Regions from separate parts of the Homo sapiens genome. Here region 2 is linked to region 1. Evidence: chromatin loops called from intact Hi-C (ENCODE). Cell type or tissue: A673. All regions are shown on one strand. Links, peaks and the distances in the headings refer to the core of each region. The heading gives the core; the rest is flanking DNA.

The links. Hi-C counts contacts between places; a loop is a spot of excess contacts. Peaks named below come from ENCODE experiments on the same cell type or tissue, not always from the same donor. Only the 100,000 strongest peaks of a DNase experiment are listed, where the experiment ranks them.
Region 2: it touches region 1 in a loop (7-fold over the local background); 80 of 110 quality-filtered maps call a loop at or near these places.

What each region holds. Positions count from the first base shown.
Region 1 is chr5:67,207,833-67,210,639 of GRCh38, forward strand. No RefSeq gene overlaps it. Among named protein-coding and RNA genes, the nearest start is that of CD180, 12 kb to the left of the region's middle. In A673, for the core only: CTCF peaks have their summits at 1,550 (motif pointing left) and 1,751; a DNase peak (open chromatin) is centred at 1,499.
Region 2 is chr5:66,806,580-66,809,386 of GRCh38, forward strand. All of the region lies in intron 3 of MAST4 (microtubule associated serine/threonine kinase family member 4), which reads left to right. Among named protein-coding and RNA genes, the nearest start is that of MAST4-AS1, 200 kb to the right of the region's middle. In A673, for the core only: a CTCF peak has its summit at 1,318 (motif pointing right); a DNase peak (open chromatin) is centred at 1,342.

The DNA of each region.
Region 1 (2,807 bases), core at 289-2,788:
CCAGTTTTGCCCAATGCTTTGAAGAAAACTTTTAATCCTGTCTCCTTCCTTGCCCATGAAAAATGTCCATTTAGTCATAGTCGGAGTCAAGGGCAGAGCGAGGTGGGAGAGTGCCAGCCCGATGCTCTGTGACCCCATCCCAGCCTCGTCCCCTAGGCTTTCTCTTAGGCAGTGCTCTCCCAGCCTCTGTCATCTCCTTAAACATGGGTCTCCTTGCCTGGGCGAACCCTGCACATCCTTCTGAGCAGCACTGCCCAGTAGAAATGGGAGCCACATATGCAACTGTAAGTTTTCTAGTAGCCCACCTTAGAAAGAAAAAAAAAACCACGAAACAAATCTGTCATTGCTTTCTTCTTCCACATTTTGCTTTTTAAACTTCTGTTTTAAGTTTTTTACTTTAAAAAAATTCCCAAAAAGGAGACAGAAAACAGCTCCTGGAAGAATTTACAACCAACTGCATCGGGGTCTGGGAAACTGGACCAGGGTGGGGATGAGTGGATGGGAAGGGGTCCCCTTTAGTCACTGCGGCCTCACTGGAAGACCAAGGGAGCAGGGATTCTTCAGTCAAAAGGGAGGCAGGGAAGAGAAGTGGGAGGAGGTGGGAGTTGGGTGGTTGGAGGAGATGAACAGAAAATAAAATGTCGTTGTCTGGTTAAATCCAGAGAAAAATACCTGGCCCTGTAAGGAGGGAGGATGCCCTTCCAAGGGGATGGAAGGGGTCTGGAGGGAAGCAGGGTAGGGAGGCCACCCTGAGACCCTGGGCAGGCCCTGGTGGAGGAAGCGGGCAGGGGCCTCCGGGACTGTGGGACACACTAGCTATTGTGTTCTTGTGCCATCACCCTGTGTGTTCCCAGAGCAGCTCCTTGCTTCATTTTGCTTTCTCTTAATAAATGACATGGCAGTCCTCCCTGCCCCAAAGTGAAAAATTAATTAATTTCAGGAATATATTTTATTTAACTCAATATATCAAAATATTATTGCAATCATATAAAATCAATGTAACTGATGTGAAATATTAATGAGATGTTCACCTTCTAACTTTATACTATGTCTTCAAAATCCAGGGCTTGTTTTACATTTCCAGCACATCTCAATTTTGGCCCTATATTTTCATTGGAAATATTTGATCCGTATTTAGATTTCATAAAATTCATAGCCAAAAAACTAGATTGACATAACCAAGTTGTTCCAGGCACACTTAAGAGTTTTTCAACCACTGAATCGAGTAATAATGTTTAATGTTTAAACAAGTTAAAATGAAATAAAATTCAATATTCAGTTTCTCAGTCTACATTTCAAGTGCTCAAGAGGCACATATGAACTGGAGAGAAATGAAACCAAAAAAACACGGGCTAGTGAGTTCAGATTAAACAGCCACCTGAAATCATCATTGACTGATTACTCTTCTTGCTGGCTACCTCGGCACAGCAAACTGCAGGCAGGCCTGGAAGCTTGGGTTTTTGGCATGGAGTGTTGTCAGGTTCATTCCTACACGGTAGGCAGTGGCAGGAGTTATTTTGCAAATGTTAACCCTGCCACCTAGTGACCACTTTCTGAATGTCACTTGAAGATTACCACCTGAAAATTCGTGTTGACCTCAGTCTTGCCGCCCTTCCAGACTTTCTCCTGCTTGGAGGCCCCATGTGGCACGGTGCTGCTGATGTGTCATAACTGTTTTGGGGCTGCGTTAGCGATCCCTGGAGGATATGGACTGAGCTGTATCTCCCTTTGTTTTCCCACAACAGTAAGGTGCTTGGAGATTAAGGAGCACGTCTCAGGAGCATCCTATGTGCCGAGGAGATGGCTTCTGTCTCCCCAAGGGTTAGAGTTCCCAATTTCTCTTGTGTGACTCAATTGTAGCACCTGAATCTTCTGTTTGTTAATATGTGTCCCTCCTCCATTGAACTGCGAAATCTGTGAGGTCAGGGACAATGTCTTTCTTATGTTTGAGCCCCATCCCCTAGTTTGGTATCTGTCTGACAACTGTCAGGGGAATGAATGGCCGGATGGCATGGCTATAAACTCCCAGTCTGCCCGGCATTCTTGCCATAGTTCTCCAGATGGGGCATCTTCCCTTTTCCACTCTCAGGATGAACTGTGTCATCTTTACGTTTCTTCACCCCTTAGCCTCCCCCTTCTTCCATACATGTTCAGCACATGCTTAGTATATGACCTTGCCTTGAATTTTGGAAATAGAAAGCTGAAGTTAGGAATTCCTTAATTTACACCCACCAAACCTTCAAACCTACCTCTCCATGTGCCAGCACATGCACCTGGATGCCCTGCCACACCTTCCAAGTGTGCTCTGAATCCCCGGAACCACTCATTGGGATCACCTGGGGAGATTTGACAATGATTGATGCCTGGGTTCCAAAGCAAAAAGTCTGATGTCTCACGTCTGTAATCCCAGCACTTTGGGAGGCCGAGGCAGGCGGATCACGAGGTCAGGAGATCGAGACCATCCTGGCTAACACGGTGAAACTCCGTCTCTACCACAAATACAAAAAAAAGAATTAGCTGGGTGTGGTGGCGGGCACCTGTAGTCCCAGCTACTCGGGAGGCTGAGGCAGGAGAATGGCGTGAACCTGGGAGGCGGAGCTTGCAGTGAGCCGAGATCATACCACTGAACTCCAGCCTGGGCGACAGAGCAAGACTCTGTCTCCAAGAAAAAAAAAAAAGTCTGATGTTATTTGTCTTGGGTTTAGGCTGGGTGTGGGGATTTTTAAAAAATGTCCCCAGGGGATCCTAAACTACAGCCAGGATTGAGACCTGCTCTCTGAATCCTCTGTTTCTGCCTTCTCAGGCTT
Region 2 (2,807 bases), core at 249-2,748, 400 kb before region 1:
CCACTTGATCAGTTGGGAAATGTAGGATTAGATAACTTCTGCATTCTTTATTGAATATTTTCTATCATAAGTTGAAAAATTCCTAGACAATTTTTAAAAATGTTCTTAAACTGGAGAAAAATCATGCATAATATACAACCATTCTTAACATCTTTAAGCATACATTTTCTTTTTGTGCATCCTAGTAACATGTGATAGAAAATGTGTACTTTTTTATTACATCTCCTGTTTTCCCCAAGATGCCAGTCTTGGGCTCAATTTCATATCTCCTTGGTTTTCTTGCCTGTGTGATTCTAATTTCTTCCTTTGGCTTTCTCTCTAACCCCATTTTCCTTTCCTGTGGTTCATAATCTGGCAGTGGAACTCTGAGGGCTTCAATGTGGTAGCAGGTACTAACCCTTTGTCCTGGGTACCATGTCTCACATCACTCTTATCTACATTAAATTTTTAAAAAGCTTTTAATTTTTGTGGGTACATAATAGGTGCATATAGTCATGGGTACATGAGATGTTTTGATACAGACATGCAATGTGTAATAATCACATCATGGAGAAAGAGTATCCATCCCCTCAAGCATTTATCCTTCATGTTAAAAATCCAATTACACTCTTTTAGTTACTTAAAAATGTACAATTGGCCGGGTGCGGTGGCTCACGCCTGTAATCCCAGCACTTTGGGAGGCCGAGGCGGGTGGATCATGAGGTCAGGAGATCGAGACCATCCTGGCTAACAAGGTGAAACCCCGTCTCTACTAAAAATACAAAAAATTAGCCGGGCGCGGTGGCGGGCGCCTTTAGTCCCAGCTACTCGGGAGGCTGAGGCAGGAGAATGGCGTGAACCCGGGAAGCGGAGCTTGCAGTGAGCTGAGATTGCGCCACTGCAGTCCGCAGTCCGGCCTGGGCGACAGAGCGAGACTCCGTCTCAAAAAAAAAAAAAAATGTACAATTAAATTATTACGGACTGTAGTCACCCTGTTGTGCTTTCATATAGTAGGTCTTATTCATTCTTTCTATTTTTATGTGTATCCATTAACTGTTCCCACATTTGATCTCTTCCCACTCATTCCTCTAATTCTCTGTGCCCCACTTTCCCTGCATAGAGGAATTTGCATTCTCATACTCATGGGAACCGTAGGGCTAAAGGCATCCTGTCTGTTGGGCATTTCCTCCTCGCCCTCTCCCTAAACTGGATGAGGACCTGGTTCCAGAAAGAATGGGTCCCTCAGGCAGCTGCTTCCCTAAGACTGTGCCGTCTTCCACTTCCACTCCCATCAGTGCTTTTGTGTTGGCTGCATTGATATCAAAGCCGATATTCCTGGATATCTCTAGATGGCAGCATCCACCTCCCTCTGCCTTGAGGCTATGATGGAAAAGAACAGTTGACTCACTCCAAGGATAATGTTTACTGTGCCACCCTGGTCTTCACTGCACATGTTTTTCCTTGCCCTTTCTTCTATTACTACATGTGTTTGAAACTCTGCAGACAGTCTTGAGGTGGAATGTCCAATGCACTCTTTTCCCAGCTTCCGTGTCACAGTCTTCAGCTCGCCAAGTGGGAGACATGAATCTAATCATTCTGTCGTGTTCAGTCCAGCGGAATTTTGTGGGAAGAGCATTGCTTTACACCGCAGCCTGAGGTTGTTAGGTAGTTTTTTACAGGACTGCTCAGGGGGACTCGTGGATAGTGCTGCTGTCTCATGAAGGAGGTGAAGTGTTAAATGGCAGGTCCCATTCTTGTAGGCATGCCCTGTGCAGGCTGGGCAGCCCCTCTGGCTTGCGAAGCTCTGTTCTGGTTTTCTAAACAACTCAGTTTAACATTCATGTCAAATAGCCCCTATTAACTAAATTAGGTTTTTTTTTGGTTCAGAATACTTTATATTTAAAGATAATGCAGAGGTCAAATCAAGCAAGAAGAATGTTCTGTTTTTAAAAGTAGTATTGTGTGCGAATTTTAGGCTAATTATACTTTTTGTTAACCTACCTGTTCTCCCATGAAACTTTGGACTCCTTGAAGCCCAGCCAGTGTCGTGTCTCTGTGTCCTCTCCCATTGCCAGATCAGGGCCAGGGCACAAGAGAGTGCTTCAGAAACATCACTTGCGTTCACAGCATCCTTTTGCCCTGCATTTGGTAGTGCCTGATCCCGTAGCCCAGACATTTATCTCAGAATATTTAAACACACATTTTCTCTGCCTTACCTTCTGTGTTCTGGTGGAATCGTGTTCAGGTGATTTAAACAAAATCTGGAGCAGCTCAGGAGGCACCTGTGTTCTACTGGAGGCGGTGCATGTGTCCCAGACCAGCCTTTTCCCTGCCTTCGTGGAAATTAAACCCACGCAATAGAGATGAGCCAGACTCTGAATTGTAAGAAGCATTTTTGTATAGCACTTCACTGGGAGCTGAAGAGGTATTTCTTTTCTGAGGGTACTTAAAAAATGAGACCTAGAATTTCTCCTTGGATCAGAGGGATCATTCCTAACTGTTGATTACACTGTGGCTGCCTGTCAGCAGGTATACATCTCCTGCATTCTACATTTTTCTTTCTTGATGCCTTTCTCTACATAGTTTGAAACAGAACTTCCCCTCAGCCACCAAAATGTGGTGTTCAGACAGTTGGCTTTGGACTCAGAGGGAAAGGCGTATGAATTCATCTGGGAGAAAACTTAAGTGGAGCTGTTCCTTAAGGCATTTCTACAGTGATCACTAATTAGAAATGTTCTTGCCACATGTCACTTTTCTAATCAACTAGAGGAGCCTTAATGGTCACCCATGTCACCATTACAAATTCAGAACTGTATAGTTGTGATTGG